2 separate regions of the Homo sapiens genome follow, and region 2 is linked to region 1. A link is a loop called in an ENCODE intact Hi-C map of the cell type or tissue named here. Cell type or tissue: heart right ventricle. All regions are shown on one strand. Each heading gives the region's core, and the rest is flanking DNA. Links, peaks and the distances in the headings are about the cores only. Region 1 overlaps MRTFA (myocardin related transcription factor A). Region 2 overlaps MRTFA (myocardin related transcription factor A).

What was found. Hi-C counts contacts between places; a loop is a spot of excess contacts. Peaks named below come from ENCODE experiments on the same cell type or tissue, not always from the same donor. Only the 100,000 strongest peaks of a DNase experiment are listed, where the experiment ranks them.
Region 2: it touches region 1 in a loop (2.0-fold over the local background); 7 of 110 quality-filtered maps call a loop at or near these places.

The regions. Positions count from the first base shown.
Region 1 is chr22:40,505,132-40,515,109 of GRCh38, forward strand. All of the region lies in intron 3 of MRTFA (myocardin related transcription factor A), which reads right to left. Among named protein-coding and RNA genes, the nearest start is that of MRTFA-AS1, 12 kb to the right of the region's middle. RefSeq lists an enhancer at 5,454-5,998. In heart right ventricle, for the core only: no CTCF peak of the experiment used is centred there; a DNase peak (open chromatin) is centred at 4,797; H3K27ac peaks cover 6,673 bases.
Region 2 is chr22:40,589,119-40,599,096 of GRCh38, forward strand. MRTFA (myocardin related transcription factor A) reads right to left here. Exons shown (of 15, transcript NM_020831.6): 2 at 5,556-5,617. Among named protein-coding and RNA genes, the nearest start is that of MRTFA, 43 kb to the right of the region's middle. RefSeq lists a silencer at 4,327-4,621 and enhancers at 4,467-4,666, 5,247-5,456. In heart right ventricle, for the core only: no CTCF peak of the experiment used is centred there; no DNase peak of the experiment used is centred there; H3K27ac peaks cover 798 bases.

The DNA.
Region 1 (9,978 bases), core at 825-8,824:
CTCACAAATTACTGAATTCTTAGTAATTTATCATCATTGCCAACTTTCAGGCAAAGGGAAATGGAAAGACCTCAAACTCAAAATTAGCCCCTGCTAACGATAACATCTAGACTGTAGGGATCGACATTTATGTCAAAATGAAGTTAAAAAATTATCTATGAGTCTTATCCATCCTCTCTCATACTGTATCTAATCAAGAGACTACATGGCTTAATAGTCAGGTGTTTTGAGGTCAAGGGTTTAAACTCTAACTTCAGCATTTATCAGCTAGGTTCCAGTTTCTTGCAAAGTAAAATTTTACTTATCTTAAAGAATTGCTATTGGAGTTAAATGACATAACTACTTAAAGTGCCCGATACAAGAGAAGTAGTCAATACATGGTAGCTAATCTTACTGTTCAATAAGTAATGCCATGGTTTGAATATGTCCCCTCCAAAATTCAGGAGTTGTCAACGTGATAGTATTAGGAGGTGAGGCCTTTAAAAGATGATTAGGCTATGAGGGAACCTCCCTCATGAATGGGATTAAAGCCCTTATTAAAGAGGCTTCACACAGCTTTCGGGTGGCTTGCCCTTCTGCCTTATGCCATATGAGGACACAGCGTTCTTCTTCCCCTGCAGAGGATGCAGCCCTCACAAGACAACCAAACCTGCTGGTTCCTTGATCTTAGGACTTCTCAGCCTCTAGAACTATGAGAGATAAATTTCTGTTCTTAATAAATTACCCAGTGTCAGGTATTCTGTTGCAGCAGCACAAAATGAACTAAGACAATTATAAAGAAAAAGTAGATATAACATAGATTATATTATTAAAGTGCATTGGCCAGGCGCGGTGGCTCACACCTGTAATCCAGGCACTTTGGGAGGCCAAGGCAGGTGGATCAACAGGTCAGAAGATCGAGACCATCCTGGCTAACACGGTGAAACCCTGTCTCTACTAAAAATACAAAAAAATCAGCCGGGCATGGTAGCGGGCGCCTATAGTCCCAGCTACTTGGGAGGCTGAGGCAGGAGAATGGTGTGAACCCGGGAGGCGGAGCTTGCAGTGAGCCGAGATTGTGCCACTGCACTCCAGCCACTCCAGCCTGGGCGACAGAGCGAGACTCTTATCTCAAAAAAAAATAAATAAAGTGCATTATGACACCAATTCTTTGATAAAATATAGTATATAAAATATAATCCCTTCTTGAATGTGATCTGCTTCCCACTGTAGTGAACTTCCCCACAAAAATGATCTCTGCAGTAAGGTAATTTGCCAAGTAGTCTAGAAAATAAGATTGTGCACAGATGCACACTTATACTTCCCAGCATAACTCAGTTTTATGCAATATTTACATATTAATGGGAACTGAACACCCAGCTCTTTACTATTAAGAAACTGTGGTATTTATCCCCAATATCTTACAATCTACGTCTCACTGGCATTTGAAGGAGATGTGGCTTCTTCAGTGCCCAACGAGGTTGGATGTTCAGGGACTTATTCCAACCTACTTGTTAAGAATCTTAGGCAAATAATAATTCTCTAAATGGGGGGGTGATGAATCATGACTTTATTCAACTAGCTCATTCTGACTGCTGCATTTATCAACTACTGTTTTTCTATATACCATGTCTCTAAAACTAATGACCCCCATTTATCACCATTTTCACTGTTTAAGGAGAGTTTAAAAATATAGTAGCATAATACTATTAGCAAACAGCTAACCGAGTGTACTAGCTACCAGCAAGCACATGTGACACACAAAAAGTGCTCTATAAAATATGTCAATGAAATATTGCTGAATACACCATTATTTTAATTCTTCAATGACCACATATAAGAAATGCTGATTCTGCTTATTATGGTTGGTGAATTCTGACTAGGATACATTACGGTCTCCAATGGCACCTTGTTAAAAGCTGCTATGCCCCAAGAGAAGCATACTACAATCTTAGAAACTTCTCCTTTGGCCAGGCATGGTGGTTCAAACGTGTAAAACCAGCAATTTGGGAGACCAGGCAAGTGGATCACTTCAGTGCAGGAATTTGAGACCAACCTGGGCAACAAGGCAAAACCCCATCTCTACAAAAAATACAAAAAATTAGCCAGGCGTGGTGGCATGCATCTGCAGTCCCAGCTACTTCAGAGGCTGAGGCAGGATAATTACTTGAGCCTGAGAGTTCGAGGCTGCAGTGAGCAGTGATTGCACCACTGCACTCCAGCCTGGGTGACAGAGTGAGACCCTATGTCAAAAAGAAAAAAAAAAGAAACAAACAAACTTCCCAGCTGGGCGCCAGGGCTCACTTAAGCCCAGGAGTTCGAGACCAGCCTGGGTAACATGGCAAAATCCTGTCTCTAAAAAGAATACAAAAAATTAGAAGGGTGCCTGCAGTCCTAGCTATTAGAGAGGCTGAGGTGGGGGGATCACTTGAGCCTGTCAAGGCTGCAGTGAGCTATGACGGTGCCACTGCACTCCCACCTGTGTGACAGAGCAAGGCCCTCTCTGAAAGAAAAAAAAAAATTGTCCTAGATTAAGAACCACTGGGTTATTTCAAGGACTAAAGAAGTTGATTTAGGCCAGATGCAGTTGCTCACGCTTGTAATCCCAGCACCTTAGGCCAAGGTGGGTGGATCACGAGGTCAGGAATTAGAGACCAGCCTGACCAACATGGCGAAACCCCGTCTCTACTAAAAATACAAAAATTATCCAGGCATGGTGACACACACCTGTAGTCCCAGCTACCAGGAAGGCTGAGGAATGAGAATTGCTTGAACCCGGGAGGCAGAGGTTGCAGTGAGCCGAGATCAAGCCACTGCACTCCAGCCTGGGAAACAGAGCAAGAGAGAGCAAGACTCCACCTCAAAAAAAAAAAAAAAAAAAAAAAAAAAGGAGTTGATTTATATATAAAGTACGTAGAACAGTACCTGGGCACAGGTGCTGTTACTAAGATTAGCACAGTGGCTTCTAGGGAAACATAAGTTTCTCCTAGCAGCAATTGAAGACAATTAGATTCGTCCCCAATTTGATTAAGTAAACAACAAAAATTCAAATAAATCACAGATGCTGATAGGATGTGAAAAAATGTGTTTGTCTATTCCCAATAAGATTTATTTACGTGCTGGGCACAGTGGCTCATGCCTGTAATTCCAGCACTTTGGGAGGCCGAGGCGGGCAGATCATTTGAGGTCAGGAGTTCAAGACCAGCCTGACCGACATGGTGAAACCCCACGTCTATTAAAAGTACAAAAAAACTAGCTGGGCGTGGTGGTGCATGCCTGTAATTTCAGCTACTCAGGAGGCTGAGGCAGGAGAATTGTTTGAACTCGGGAAGCAGAGGTTGCAGTGAGCTGAGATCATGCCAGTGCACTCCGGCCTGGGCAACAGAGACAGACTCCGTCTCTCAAAAAAAAAAAAAAAAAAAAAAAAAAAGGATTCATTTAGACTCATTACCACTTTCTATGGATATAATGTATTCTGTTCATACTGAAATCTTTGGCCTCACAGTTGAGGTTGTCTCTCAATTGGAAGTTTCTTTAAGGTGGAAGAATGTTAGTAATATGTTCTTTCCATTGTAACTGTGGTTTGAGGGTACTTTTTTTTTTGCAAAGTAAGAGTCTGGCTTCTGGCTGGGCATGGTGGCTCACACCTGTAATCCCAACAATTTTGGAGGCCAAAACAGGAGAATCACTTGAGCTCAGGACCAGCCTGGGCAACATAGCGAGACTCTGCCTCTACCAAAAAAAAAAAAAAAAGAACTTGGTTTCTAAGATTATCATATGCTTTGTGTTCACGGTAGCTTTTAACAAGGTGCTGGTATCAACAGCTCAACCCTCAAACATCCATGCTAACAGCAGAAAATACATTGCACAGAAAGAAAAGATGGTAGACAGTATCTTTTAGAGTGGGCAGGAATGCTTGTATTTGTATTTAGTACTGAGTAATTATTTCCAATTTTCGAGGAAGTCACAAAGCTGCCACAAATTGTTTAACTATACAATTCTTCCTTTGCCAGGGTCCAGTGCCTGCTCAGCTTATCATTTCATACTGGCAAACAACTATACAACTTTTCCTCATCTGTGATACAAAGATTAAAATAAGCAGAGGTGGTCACATTCTAAATATTTCCTGGTTCACACCTTCCCCTATTAGGGAAATCACTTTTGGGCACAAAAGATCATCCATTCTAACTCTTACTGGGCAAATATCTTGTTTGTGTCAACTAAGTATTTTGTACACAGAATATAATGCCAATATCATTAAGTATTTGAAAGAAAGATTTGTCAAAAATATCCCTGTTATGACCTACTCTTAGGATAATCCAGGATTGATAAAAAGCCAAATTCTCCCCATAGCCGAAAGAGGTTTGCCTCAGCCTAAGGCTATTTTCCCTAAGTGAGAGTTTCTAAACTTTCTGGTGAGCTTCTCTTTCTCATCCAGCTGGTCAAAGTTTTCTGATAACAACATACCACACAACTGAAAAGCTAAGTTTCTCGGCCTGAATTTTTGTTTATACCTGATAGAAGCTACTGCTTTCTCCTAGTGGAAATTCAAAATACCTAAGTTTATCTCCAGAAAACTCTTCAAATACTTTCAGTAATCTAATGGCAACAGCTTTGCTACTAAAAATTTCCCAACATCTTCCTGTTTGGGCAGGTCTTGCTGAAATCCCCCTCCTCATAAGGAGGAATTTGAGAAAAAATACTGCCAACTTCAAGTTCCCTTAGGCAAATTTCCAGCCCCAGTGCAAGGCCATGAGGTTAAACATTTCTCAATGACGCAGGCTCCCTCAGAGGGAGGAACAAGAAAAAAAAAAAAAATCAAAACGTATTCTTCCCACTGCAGTAAATCAAGAAACAGCAGCCAAGTACTTTAAAAAAAAAAAAAAAGTGAAGTTAATACTGTTTGCTCTGCCAAGGCCCCCAGTGGGAGTACAGAACCCAAATGAGAGCTGTGGGATGAGAGAAAAAGAATTGCAGAACCAGCAATCCAGTCAAATTGACAGATATGTCTCCAGATTCTCTAGATAGTCTCTGGAGTACCAATACAGTGTAAGGTCCCAGCCACTGTATAATTTACAATAACTAGGACAACTAAAGTAAAGTGATTGAATTAGTGGCTGGGGGTAAGGAATGGTGTCACACATTAAGCAAATCATGATTCAGGATTAAAATGTACATTAGGTGAGAGGCCGGGAAAACTAAAGGAAAGTACATTTAAGCAACTTCTCGGTGAAGGAATATATAAGGCTGATCACAAAGAAGGCAAGCTCATGTGAGGGGCTGGTAGGGTTCTTGAACCTCTGGCCACCTGCAGATAAATAATTGATTGAAATAAAACCCGAAATGTTCTCCAGAAACAGATTAATACAAAACAGAATTTTAGAGTTCAAAAGGTCCTAAATGCTTACAAGAAAATGCCAGTGATGAAAATATCATGTGTACAGTGCTTTACTTCTCAAAGTGCTTTCACTGAATCATTAAATAAAAATTATTATGTACCTGCTATGTGTTAGGAACTGGCAATACAGAAATTGGATACCACCCCTGCTTTAAAGGGGCCATACTTCTAACAATGAGACCTGCTAGGAATGAAAATGCAGCAAACAATCAGTCTTTGGTGGTATGCAGTAAACATAAGGAGAGCACAGCAGAAGGGGCACCGAAGTTTCTGGGGGAATCAAAGACAGCACACATCTCAGAAGAGACAGCCCTTGAAGTGAGGCCAGAAGGCTGGCAAGCAGAAAGACTAACGGTTATATGCAAAGGAATATATGTGCTTTTTTTAAAAAAAGCACGAAGTGTTCTGGGAACCAAAAGCTGGTCAGTACTGCTGGGGACTGTGAGTTTGGAAGTGATATGAGATAACCACATAGTCAGAGACCAGACAAATAAAATAGCTTAAGTTTTACCCCACAAGAAATGGAAGAATTCTGAGCAGGAGAAAGAAAATGATTAGAATTGGTAGTTAGCGAAAGTATCTTGGCAGCTGAATGGACAGATTGGAGGAGAGTTGAACTATAGCCAGGGAGCCCAATAACAAGTCCCCTGAAACCACAGAGAAAAATGCTGACAATATGATATAGGGCAGAGAGACAAAATATAAGAAGTCAAGGTAGAGGTAAAATCTAGAGAACTCACAAGTCAAATAGATATGACAAGTACAACAAGAAAGGAGGAATTGAGACTGACTCCTAATTTTCTGGCTAGGGCAACTGGCACTATAAATTAGGGAATGCAGGTTGGGAGTAGTCACTGAGAATGGCGATATCAGTTTTAAGTGCACACTAGTCATTTAGATGTCCAGGTGGGAAGAATTAGTGGATTAACTGAATCTAGAACTCAGTAAACAGGTCAGGGATATAGATACATATACACGTATCACATGTGAATACCTTTCCTATTTGGAGGAAATTCTAAGACGGGGAAAGGCAGTCACCTTTTCCCACTACAGGAACTGACAGTAACAGAAATTCCCTCTCTCTGTTCCCTGGCATCTAGTTCACAAATATATAACCCAAGTCAATCAGATCCTCCTATGTAGATCTTTGAATATTGAAAGAATAACACAAAGGTGGAAAATATAATCAGAAATTATTCATGGCACTGTGGCAAGTGCCTACTGGTGGCAGTGCCAGTAGTAACAGATGTTCATGGGAGACCAGGCCAGCAGCAGTGGCAGAGAAGGTCCAGCAAGCAGTGCTAGAGAGAGTCCTCAGCCAACTGATCCCATTACATGGTCTTTACTATGTCTTGCCTCACTCAGTTTCTGCTCATTTTCTGAACTGTGTTATCCAGCCTTCCTTTTAAGGCTGTGCACTATCCAATACTTTTCCAATATATTTATTTTATGCTTAGGTGAACCAAGATTATGTGAAAAATCCTGAGTAGTACAGAACGAGGAGGGAACATAGAACAGGTGAGATGAGGCCTAGAATGGGCCCACTATATAGGGTGACTAGTAGGTCACTATGAAATTAGTTCATATGTGTCATCTCCTTCCATCCTTACGGTCCCTTGTGAGGAAAATAAGGCCAAGTACCATATCTTTATTTTAGGATAAATAAACTGAGGCTAAAAGAGATTAAGATCATACAGTTCTTTTTGCTATCCAAGAGTGTCCTCAAAAAAGTTGTTTTACAGGTGCTCATCAAAAGGAGATGTTAAATGAGCAATACTAATTCTTACAGCAAATGTCAATGGACACAGATGATAACCACACATGGGTCCCAATGCTGGTCTTCCAGCTTCTTCAATTTTGGTAATATAAAGAAGATCCTAACAGAAGCATTAAATTCCTTATAGACAATCACCTAGAAACATACCTAATGAGGATCCTTGCCATCATCCTTCCACTCAGGGTACCTTGGTTACTACTGAAAGAATACATCATAAGCTAAAGGGATTCCTCAAGTGGAAGAAAGGATCATCTATCCCTAACCATGAGAACCACTGTGGGAATGAGAGGTTGAGAGCTTTCGAAAGATGATTATTTCTCAACTTCATTCCTTTGGGATATGTCACAGCCAGTAAGGGAGAAATTGGAAAAAGCAGCTTTCACAAGCTGCCAAATCCATGTCCTAGTCCCAAGGGATAATTAGCCAGTGAGGTTTTGTGGAGCTGATGTAATGTTGGCAGAGGCTAATGTTTTATGGTTGAACATGTAGCCTCTTGAGTTTTAGCTACAGGGCTAAAAGGATGACATCCTGAAAAGCTAAGAAATTCATACCCATAACACCACCACTTCGCAATGTGCATCTTAAAAGTAATTTGTAAACTTTAACTGATCCATCTTTATCATGATTAGTTATGAACATTTGTTAAACTATAAATTCTCTAAATTTTATTTTATGTAACTATTTTGCTATGAAAAGAAATTTCTAGGTAACACAGACAATTTAGAAAGCTTAAAGTAACAAAATAATTAGAAGAAAGGAAAGTTTTACAAGGAGTGAGTCTGTTTGTGGCACTTTCATCCCACTACCACCACACCAAGTTTAAAGCCATCTGATGAGCTTATGAAAACAATTTTTGAAACTGAGTAGTCTAAGCCAAAAGTGTTCAGGAGTACCAAATCTCTCACAAAAAGTGTCAATCTTAGAAACCTTAGAAGTATTCTGAGATGCAGGAGGTAAGAATTAACGGACAAGAAGCAGAAATATTAAAACACTAACACTCTTGGTTTGAGTTTGAGCTGTTAAACTTCTTGCAGGCCTGGCACGGTGGCTCACGCCTGTAATCCCACCACTTTAGGAGGCCAAGGCGGGTGGATGACCTGAGATCAGGAGTTCGAGACCAGCCTGGCCAACATGGTGAAACCCCATCTCTACTAAAAATACAAAAATTAGCTGGGCATGGTGGTGTGTGCCTGTAATCCCAGCTATTTGGGAGGCTAAGGCAGGAGAATCACTTAAACCCAGGAGGCAGAGGTTGCAGTGAGCCAAGATCACACCATTGCACTGCAGCCTGGGCAACAAGAGCGAAGACTCCATCTCAAAAAAAAAAAAAAAAGAAAAAGAAAAGGAAAAGACAAAATGCTTGCCATTTAAAAAAAAAAATGAGTCCTTTGACTTAAATATGCCACAATGATCTCCAAATCCTGAACAAAACTAAGTACATTAATAAAAAAATAAAATCACTAATCAGTAAGGCAAAATATGTAGTGCTTTTAAATATGTGCTAGCTCCTTAATAAGAGACAACTTTTGGGCTGGGCGTGATGGCTCACATTTGTAATCCTAGCATTTTTGGGAGGCTGAGGCAGAAGAATCACTTGAGCCAGGAGTTTGAGACCAGCCTGGGCAACATAGTGAGAGCCTGTCTCTAGTTAAAGTAATAATTTTTTTTTTTTAAGTTAAAAAGAGGCCGGGCACGGTGGCTCACACCTGTAATCCCAACACTTTGGGAGGCCGAGGCAGGCAGATCACCTGAGTGAGGTGAAGAGATAGAGAACAGACTGGCTAATACGGCAAAACCCAATCTCTACTAAAAAATACAAAAAAATTAGCCAGACATGGTGGCATGTACCTGCAGTCCCATGTACTCGGGAGGCTGAGGCAAGAGAATCGCTTGAACCCAGGTTGGCAGTGAGCCAAGATCACGCCACTGCACTCCAGCCTGGGCAACAGAGCAAGATCCCATCTCTACAAATAAATACATAATTAAATAAATAAATAAATAATAAAAGTTAAAAAGAGAAACCTCTGATTCAACTCTGGGGAGAGGTGTATCCATTCAGGAATGTGGATATGAAAACTGTGGTTTATATATCTTTATAATTTCCTAAGAATTGAGAATCATGTTTCTTAAAATGAATGGTGGGGAGGGGGGAGTTACAGATGGCCAAAAACAAAAATGTCCCTCCTACATTTTTTTTTTTTTTTTTTGAGTCAGAGTCTCACTCTGTCGCCCAGGCTGGAGTGCGATGGCATGAACTTGGTGCACTGCAAGCTCCACCTCCCGGGTTCAAGCAATTCTCTGCCTCAGCCTCCTGAGTGGCTGGGATTATAGATGCAAGCCACCATGCCCGGGTAATTTTTGTATGTTTTTTTTTAGTGGAGACAGGGTTTCACCATGTTAGCCAGGCTGGTCTCAAACTCCTGACCTCAAGTGATCCACCCGCTTCGGCCTCCCAAAGTGCTGAGATTACAGATGTGAGCCACCACGCCCAGCCCTTCCTACCTCTTACAAAGGAACGGTTTGTACATGCTCTTCAGGGAAACATTTCTTTGGAGAAATAGTTGGGTTGAAGGACCTGGACACAGAATGAAATGGTTTCTCCTCAATTTCTCCAATATTTCTTCCTTTTTTTTTTTTTTTTGAGACAGAGTCTCACTCTGTCGCCCAGGCTGGAGTGCAGTGGCACGATCTTGGCTCACTGCAACCTCCGCCTTCTGGGTTCAAACGATTCTCCCGCCTCAGCCTCCCAAGTAGCTGGGACTACAGGCAAGCAGCACCATGCCTGGCTACTTTTTGTATTTTTAGTAGAGACGAGGTTTCACCA
Region 2 (9,978 bases), core at 912-8,911, 84 kb after region 1:
ACATATGGATCCTACAAGTATCCTAAAAAAGTGAATCTAAATCTCCCCCCAAGATTGTGACAGAGACAATTACAGCAGGAATGTCTATGATTATTTCCTTGAGCAACATCTATGAGCTACATTTATATGTTTATGTATACATGTACAGCTTATAAAGGAAAAAATCACTGCCTACTATGTGACAAGTGTTATCAGACTGAGAATAATATACAGGCTTACTGAACATCTGTGACCAACAAAAGTGCCAAATGCCTATTTAATCCTCATAAAAACGTATGAGGTATTACTATTCTATTTTACAAAGGAGAATAGTGAAGTACAGAGAGGTTAAGTAACTGCTGAGCCAGGGTTCAAACCCAGATAACTCCAGACCCCTCAGTAAGAGCTGTATTGTTCCAAGGGATACATGAGAAGACTGGAGGAAGGAATTTTAAAAGCAGGAAAGAACTTGTCTGAAAACTATGAAAAATGTTAATAATGTCTACTACATGCTAATAATGTCTACTAAAGTACAACTGTGAAAAGGTTGTCAACAAAAATTCCTTATGACCCAAGGAAAACTAAATTTGCGTCCCAAGGCTCTTAAGCAACTGTATTTAAACTCTGCACTTAAAAATTCATATTACAAGGCCGGGCACGGTGGCTCACACCTTTAATCCCAGCACTTTGGGAGGCCGAGGCAGGCGAATCACAAGGTCAGAAGTTCAAGACCAGCCTGACCAACATGGTGAAACCCCATCTCTAAATACAAAAATTAGCCAGGCATGGTGGCACACACCTGTAATCCCAGCTACTCAGGAGGCTGGGGCAGGAGAATCGCTTGAACCCGGGAGGCGGAGGTTGCAGTGAGCTGAGATCGTACCACTGCACTCCAGCCTGGGAGACAGAGCGAGACTCCGTCTCGAAAAAAAAAAAAAAAAACTTCACATTACAAAGAAGCTTAAATTAAATGAATTCTGAACTTCATTTTTTTGCATTTTTTGCATACTGTCTTCCACATAATACTCAATTTTTAAACACTGTTAGCCAGGTTAGTTTGTTGCTCTAAGAAGATGTATTGCTACTACGACAACTACATGGCACTTCTGTACAAGAGATATCAAAAGTAAATAATTAGTATGGCTGTATAGATTATGTATCACTAAGGGGAAAAGACAGTTTACAATGGATAAATCTGGCAGACAGGAACTCAACCAATGATGAGATTTAACATCATCATTAATGAGACAAACCAACATGGTAGGTAAGCCTTTAAAAAGCTCCAGTGTAGCCGGGCGCGGTGGCTCATACCTGTAATCCCAGCAATTTGGGAGGTCGAGGTGGGTGGGTCACGAGGTTAGGAGTTTGAGACCAGCCTGGCCAACATGGTGAAACCCCGTCTCTACTAAAAATACAAAAATTAGTCGGGCATAGTGGCACACACCTGTAATCCCAGTTACTCAGGAGGCTGAGGCACGAGAATTGCTTGAACCCAGGAGGCGGAGGCGGAGGCTGCAGTGAGCCAAGATCACACCATTGCACTCCAGCCTGTGTAACAGAACAAGACTCTGTCTCAAAAAAAGAAAAAAAAAAAAAAAAGGAAAAGCTCAAGTGTATGACAATATTCACATCTTTTACTGAGTATCTGAATACTTATGCACAGAGCAGAATTCTCCAAATCAGCTAATACCTAGTCTGTATACACACACAAGAAATAACCAATAAATTATTCCCTTTAAAAATAAATAAATAGCAGCTGGGCACGGTGGCTCACAGCTGTAACCCCACCACTTTAGGAGGCCAAGGCAGGCAGATCACAAAGTCAAGAAATCAAGACCATCCTGGCCAACATGGTGAAACCCCGTCTCTACCAAAAAAATACAAAAAATTAGCCGGGCGTGGTGGCACGCGCCTGTAGTCCCAGCTACTCAGGAGGCTGAGGCAGGAGAATTGCTTGAACCTGGGAGGTGGAGGCTGCAGTGAGCTGAGATCGCGCCACTGCACTCCAGCCTGGCGACAGAGCGAGACTCCGTCTCAAAATAAATAAATAAATAAATAAATAGCAAATGAAGTGAACAGAAAACCCAGAAATAATAACGAGCTCTTACTGAGAGGCCTGAGGCATTATAAAATAACAACTTTCCACTCCGGCCTGGGCAAAAGAGCGAGACTCCGTCTCAAAAAAAAAAAAAAAGATAACAACTTTCAAAGAAAAAAATAACTTTGAATAAAAGCTAAATCCCTTCTTTTCAAGGTTACACTTTTTAAAAAGTGTTGAGAAAATGTAATAAAAATAACAAAAGAGTGGTATGTTTGACCAGTAATAAGAAACTAATATATAAAGAAGAGGAGGAAAGAAGACGTGCAATACGCAGAGTGGTGGAAAACTTCATGAGTGGAAGATTAAATCCGATGCAGAACTTAATAAAATGTGCGCCTTACTTCAAAGGAAGTTTAAAAATGGTGTTTACAAGGGATCTTTCTGGGGTATTGGAAATGTAATACTGGAGTGGGGTAATGGTTGCACATCTCCACAAAATTACTAAAAATAAACTGTACACTTCAAACAGGTAAATTCTGTAGTATATAAATTATACCTCAAAGTTATTTTTAAAGAACTAACATTTGTTCAACAAAGAAGGAAAAATTATATTAAGTTTATCTCACTAAACCATAAAAAGGAAGTGGCCAAGAGGAAAAGTACAGTAATTCATTCAATAGACAGAAAAATAAAAATGGAAAAATGCATAGATTAAGAAATGTTAATGTGTCCATTTCAGCCCTTGAAAGGACAGTATAGTATCTCCAGGTAATTCTGCTGCTCTTAACCAGATTTTCTTCTTTCATAGATATATGCACAAGTCCAAAGGAGAAGGAAGACTTCAGTTTAATTGCATATCACCTAGGAAAGAGCTGAACAATTTATTCTGACCCCCAATTACTGCATGACTGAAAGACATAGAGATGGTATCTCCCATGAGAGAAGAATTTCAAGAGAAAATTTAAAAACAGAAAATCAAATTTATAATTGTTTTAAAAGAATGTGTGGGCCAGGCATGGTGGCTCATGCCTGTAAATCCCAACACTTTGGGAGGCCGGGGTAGGAGAATTACTTGAGGCCAGGAGTTCAAGACCAACCCGGACAACACAGTGAGACCTCAGTCTCTACAAAAAAAAAAAAAAAAAAATTATTTTTTTTAATTAGCCAGGCGTGGTGGCACACACCTGCAGTCCTAGCTACTCCGGAGGCTGAGGCAGAAGGATCACTCGAACCCAGGAGGTCAAGGCTACAGTGAACTGTAAATGTTCCACACTGCACTCCAGCCTGGGTAATAAATCAAGACCCTGTCTCTTAACTTAAAAAAAAAAAAAAATCTGTGGACATTTTTTTTTTCTTTTTTTTTTTTTGGAGACAGGGTCTCACTCTGTCACCCAGGCTGGAATGCAGTGATGCAATCACACCTCACTACAGCCTCTACCTCCCAGGCTCAAGCAATCCTCCCACCTCAGCCTCTCTAGCAAATGGGACTACAGGCACATGTCACCATGCCTGGCTAATTTTTTTTGGTGTTTTTTGTAGAGACAGGATTTCACCATGTTGCCCAGGCTGGTTTCAAACTCCTGGATTCAAGCAATTCATCCACCTCAGCCGCCCAAAGTGCTGGAATTACAGGCATGAACTACCACACCCAGCCTGGTAATTTCTTTACAAGCATAATGACAAGAGTCAATTCCCTCAACCAGGTGAAACAGCCAAATGGGGAATTTTCTTGGTATTTTTGAAGAAAATTAATTTGCATTGGCTCAGGGACTTTTGCAGAAGTTTCCCAAAACAGCAGTACTGTACTTTTTTACTCCATTTGCAGATACAGAGATCAAGCAAAACTGCACCTATAAACAACCCCAATCCACACTTGCTTTGAGCTCTGAAAATATTAACCTACACTGACCTCTCCTGCACCAACTTCAGCAAATCCTAGGTCAAGAGCCTCAACTTCCCAAAACAGCACAGGTGTCTCTAATTTCAAACCCGCCAGTCTCCACCCTGCCTTTGGCTAATCAGTAGCAAGCCCCCAAAAAAAGAAAAAAATTAACTCATATAATTATTCTTTCCTTCTCCAGAAAACAAATGAAGTAACATAAAACACTACAAAATTCTATTTCCTCTAAATGGCTATTATAAATAGTTCAAGACACTGAGTCACAATATTATTCACCTAGACTTGAAAAGCTGTAATATCAATGAACTTGATATATTTCAGTAAAAGAACATACATGAAAATTTACAGTACAATGCCTAACTCCAGCAGGAATTCAATAAAAGTTGGTACCTTTCTTTACTTTCCATTAATTTTATCACACAGTATTTCCATGGAATAGTTTATTACCCCAATATAAAAGTAGAACAATAGAAAAAAGATAATTTACTGACCACACAGATCACACCCAGAAAATTCAGACCACTAGATGATGACAAAGGATTCATTTACAGAAGTTTAACTTTAATCTACCGTCTCCTCCTCCTTCCTAGACAGCAGCGTCAATTCCAAGGCCATGTTCCTTCTGCTATAGGAAGTGGCTACACTGTTTTTCCCTGTAGCAATGTACTAATCTCTTCTTTGTGACTGAGAGAAAGCCAGTCTCAAGAACCTGTGCTAAGTGTAGATGCAGCAAGAGTCCAGACTGACATCAACCCATAGAACCCCACACACAAGTTTACAGGATTCCTGGTTGGGGAGTTCCGTTTTGACTGTCAAGTTTACTCTGCAACTGAGCCAGGTCTCCTGTACCAATAAGCAACGGGAATCTCAACATACTTATGGTGGTAGAAAACTAGAACTACATGAACTAGCAGTAGCCTTTACCTTGACAGGAAATATTCTGACAGAAATAGTTTTGCAGAGCTGCGTGAACTGCCATCTATAGCTCTTTTTGCAGGCACCTGACATAAGACAGATACATAAGCCAAAGCTCTATCTGGTGTACTTTTGTTCAGGCCCAGGAGCTTAAGATAGGAACAAAGCATGTTGTGTCAAATCAAACTCTAGTGGTTACAGATGGACAGATCCTGTCATCAGTAACAAAATTTACAGTTGCCAGTAATGGCCTGGCTACTGTCTAGTCAGGTCCTTTGTTGCATTTAGTCTACCATTCACACAGGCTACTGATTTTTAGAGTGATCAGAATAAGCTAGCCTACCATTACCCACCACCCTAAATTGGTTTACATAATGGCTCCAACACAAAAACTTCTGCCCTCAAGGACTGGATTAAAGAGGTAGGGGTATGTGTGGGTGGGTACATGTGTAAATTCATGGTTCTGTTCTAGGACCACCAAAATTTTACATTGGTTATGTTGTTTCTTAGCATTCTCTACATTCTAATGAGATACTAGATGTAGTCCACAACATTAAACCACAGGACAGACCATCAGGAGGCACGATGAGTGAGACTGAAAAAGATAATGTTTCCCCAAACAATAGTCAAATCTGATCTATTCTAGGTCAGTACAATTGAAGATACTAACGACCACATTAGGAAAGGAGGGAGGGAAGAGTAAATAAATCTGGGACCTACCTTGCTTACAATTCCCACAGACAGATGAAATTCAATTCCATGCCAACCATACCCTCCGATCACTACAACACAAACAGAAAAATAAAAGTTCATGCAATATAAACAGTTCTTCCCATTCCTAAAAGGCGTTTGGTTTCAAAGGTAAGAAGCTGTTTCTTATCTCCTTTCAATCCTCTCCATGCACACAACAGTGTTAAGAGTTCTGTCACTGGTTAAAAAAAAAAAAAAAAAAAAGGCCCATGTAAGTGGAGTTAAATAATAGGTAACACTGATTGGGCACTTCCTATATGCTAGATACTGTTGCAAGTACTTAAATATTAAAACTAATTCTCACAACAACTCTATGAGACAAGTGTTTTTATTAACTCATTTTATATCCTTATATCCAAATGACAATTGTCCTATACCTCTGAAAACTGCTCTTATTGGTGTTGATAAATGCCTTTTTTTTTTTTTTTTTTTTTGGACAAGGAGTCTCGCTCTGTCGCCGGGCTGGAATGCAATGGCGCAATCTCAGCTCACTGCAACCTCCGACTCCCAGGTTGAAGCAATTCCCCTGCCTCAGACTCCCAAGTAGGCTGGGACTACAGGTGTGCACCATTACGTCGGGCTATTTTTTTTTGTATTTTAGTGGAGACGGGGTTTCACCATGTTGGCCAGGATGGTCTCGATCTCCTGACCTCGTGATCCACCTGCCTCAGCCTCCCAAAGTGCTGGGATTACAGGTGTGAGCCACCGCGCCCGGCCGAGAAATGCCTTTTAAATAAACATAGGCAATCTCTACCACCGTAGGTGGGTTATCATAATGGTTTGTATGTATAAGTGTTCTACATTCATCATTTACTTCTTGAGTCCTCACAATGTGATGAGCACTAATACCAGGTGCTGAAGAGGATTCATTCTCTTCCCTTAAGGAGTTGAGAAACTAACTGGACAGATAAGACAAAACAAAAACAGTTCAAGAAATGGAAGTCCTTATTATGAGGCATAATACAGCCTCTTTGTGCAATCATTCACAGTAAAAAATCAGCAAGCTCTGGGGAAAAGAGAGGAAGGCTTTACGTAAGAGATGCTCTAAAGCTGGACCTTTAAAAATAAGTTAGATCAGCAAAGAGTGGAGAAAGTCTTTCCAGGCAAGGAAAAGAGAACAAAGACATAACAGAGACAGAATCAATGGTATATCTAAAGTCTTTTTTTTTTTTTTTTTTTTTTTTTGAGATAAGGTCTCACTCTGTTGCCCAGGCTAGAGTGCAGTGGCATGATCACAGCTCACTGCAGCCTCAACCTCCTGGGATCACATAATTCTCCCATCTCCCTGGCCCTGAAGCCTTTCATAATCTGATCCCACCCAGTCTCACAAGCCTTTGCTCTCTGGCCACTAATGTCCCTCCTCCTCCCCATTACCCACACCAAACTTCCTCCTAGAACATACTGTCTTTGATAGTTCTACTGTTTCTCCTACTACCTAGAATGTTCTCTTTTCCCTGGCGGGTAACATTAATCCTGGCACTCAAAAAAAAATAGCCTCTGTTGTAAATAATTTTTATTATTTAAGATACAACTGAGGCTGAGTGCCGTAGCTCAGTTGGAAGAAGAAAGAAAGATAAAAGAAAATAAATTTAGAGGTTTGACTGTTATCAAAAAAGGAGGGGAGAGAAACAATTCCCAATTAAATAAATGAATTGTGGTTTTTAAGCAGTCCACCTCAACAGATATGGTTACATATACCCTCAAACTGAACACCTATGAAAAGGCCAGCACTTCGGGAGGCCAGGGTGGGAGGATCACTTGAGGCCAGGAGTTCAAGACCAGCCTGGCCCCATCTCTACTAAAAATGCAAAAATTAGGCTGGGCGCAGTGACTCACGCCTGTAATCCCAGCACTTTGGGAGGCCAAGGCGGGCGGATCACTTGAGGTCAGGAGTTCAAGAACAGCCTGGCCAACATGGTGAAACCCTGTCTGTACTAAATACAAAATACAAAAATTAGCTGGGCGTGGTGGCACGTACCTGTAGTCCCAGGTACTCGGAGGATGACGCACAAGAATCCTTGAACCCGAGAGGCAGAAGCTGCAGTGAGCCAAGATCACACTGCTGCACTCTAGCCTGGGTAACAGAGCGAGACTCCATCTCAAAAACAACAACAACAAAAAAATAGCTCGGAGTGGTGGTACACACCTGTAATCCCAGCTACTCGGGAGGCTGAGGCATGAGAATCACTTGAACCTGGGAGGTGGAGGTTGCAATGAGCCGAGATCACACCACTGCACTCCAGCAGCCTAGGCAACAGAGTGAGACTCTGTCTCAAAAAAAAAAAGCCAACTATTACTCTACTCATCTCTCCTCCATGCTCTCATGCTCTCATAGCATCTATTTCTCTGTTAACACAGTTAAAACATTTGGTTGTCCCCAGGTTTTCTTCTTCCTTTCTCTCTTACTTGTCTGAACAAGAATCATCTTTTATACAACTTTGTATCTCGCAAGACCTAGCAGTGCCTGGCAAGTAACAGGTGCTCATTATATACTTGCTGATAGAAGGCCCAACTGACCAGAATTTACAAAGTGAATAACGATCCATTTAAACAATCTGTTGTGTCAAAAGCTAGTGTACTTCTACATTCTCACGAATACGTCTGCTACGTAATTACACCAACAATTCATGAACAAAAAATTAAAGTGGATTCACTAAAAACCACCAACTAGTTTTTGCTTGACAACACAACCAGGTCCTTATCCATGCCAACTAAGACATAAATGAAAGGTAAACTAATTCAGTTGATAATTTAAATATTATGGTTGGTGATCTTTCTTACTAAAACGGTGCCACAGCTTTGTATGTAGAGTAGCTAAAGGTATTTACATTGGCTTTAGTCATGGATAAAGAAGGTTACAAATTTAGAAGTCCAATACAAATCCAAAGTTTATTTTTAGAAGCTTTCCATATGGTAGGAGTTTAAGAAGTAAAACAGCAGCCTTTTCTCTGCCGAAAGCAGAGGGTAGTAGAGCGCCAAAGGAGCAAACCCTCTCCTGACTCTGTGCCTGGCACTGCTTCACGCAGAGGAAGAAATGTGTAGGGTAAGCGAGAGCCTCACTGAAAATCAGTCACCCAAGGCAACAGGCATTTTGAAAGTCTGTGCTATTTGAAGGCTTAAGTATTAATTTTATACATGCCCATGTTCATTTAAAACATTTATGGCTTGGAACTTAAAAAATGTTCTAATGTGCTAGTTTGTCCACATATTAATCGAGTCTGCCAGGTTTGAACATGCCAAGTTTAAAATACTCTCCAGATCGTTATGCAAAGGTATGAGCTCAATCTTTTAGTCTCAGGAAAAGGAATTTAGGAGAGAATGACTAAAACAATAGTCCTTCAATGAAAGCTACAACAGAAAAAGTCAACTCCTAAATAGTGATGAGTTACTTTTTAAAAATACCTGACAGATTTCTTACATTAATCTCAAATTAAGATCCTGGATTTTAGCTCAAAGTTGTCAGACAATGTTATTTTTTGGTGGTTGTTTCCCTCCCCCGCCCCTCCCCAGCCTCCTAGAGAATGGATCTTGAAATTGATTGCTACATGAGACCATCTTATATAAAGGTTGTTTTAGTCATTCACTGACTAAGCCCCTTTAGAATCCAAGTCTAACTCATTTTATATTGAAATGAATTCTATTTTTATATGAATAGTATTACAAGCAAAATTATCTTAATCTTTTATCAGCATTAGAGAAATGCCAATAAAACCTAGAATAACTACACTTTTATAACAAGAACCTCAGAAACTAACACATCCAGTATTTTCATTTTCAGTTGGGGAACTACAGCACAAGAGTTCAGTGATCTGATAAAAGAAAAATGAGCCAGAATCTGATTACTAGTACAATGTATTTATTCTACTACATACTACTAAACACACTGTTTTTGAAATTACAACAGAAAAGTTTAAATATCCATTCCCTAACTGGGAAGATTTTAAAAATTAGATGTGTGTGCCCCCCCAAAATTGGAAATATTGTTCCTTAAAAACTTGGGTATTAGAGGCCAGGTACAGTGGCTCACACCTGTAATTCCAGTATTTTGGGAAGCTGAGGAGGGCGAATTACCTGAGGTCAGGAGTTCAGCCTAACCAACATGGAGAAATTCCGTCGCTACTTTAAAAAAAAAAAAAAAATAGCCAGGTGTGGCAGTGCACGCCTATAATCCCAGCTACTTGGGAGGCTGAGGCAGGACAACTGCTTGAACCCGGGAGGCAGAGGCTGGAGGTTGCGGTGAGTCAAGATTGTGCCACTGCACTCCAGCCTGGGCAACAAGAGGGAAACTCCATCTAAAAAAAAAAAAAAAAAAACCTGGGCGTGGTGGCTCACACCTGTAATCCCAGAACCTTGGGGGGCCGGGGCGGGCTGATCACCTGAGGTTGGGAGTTCG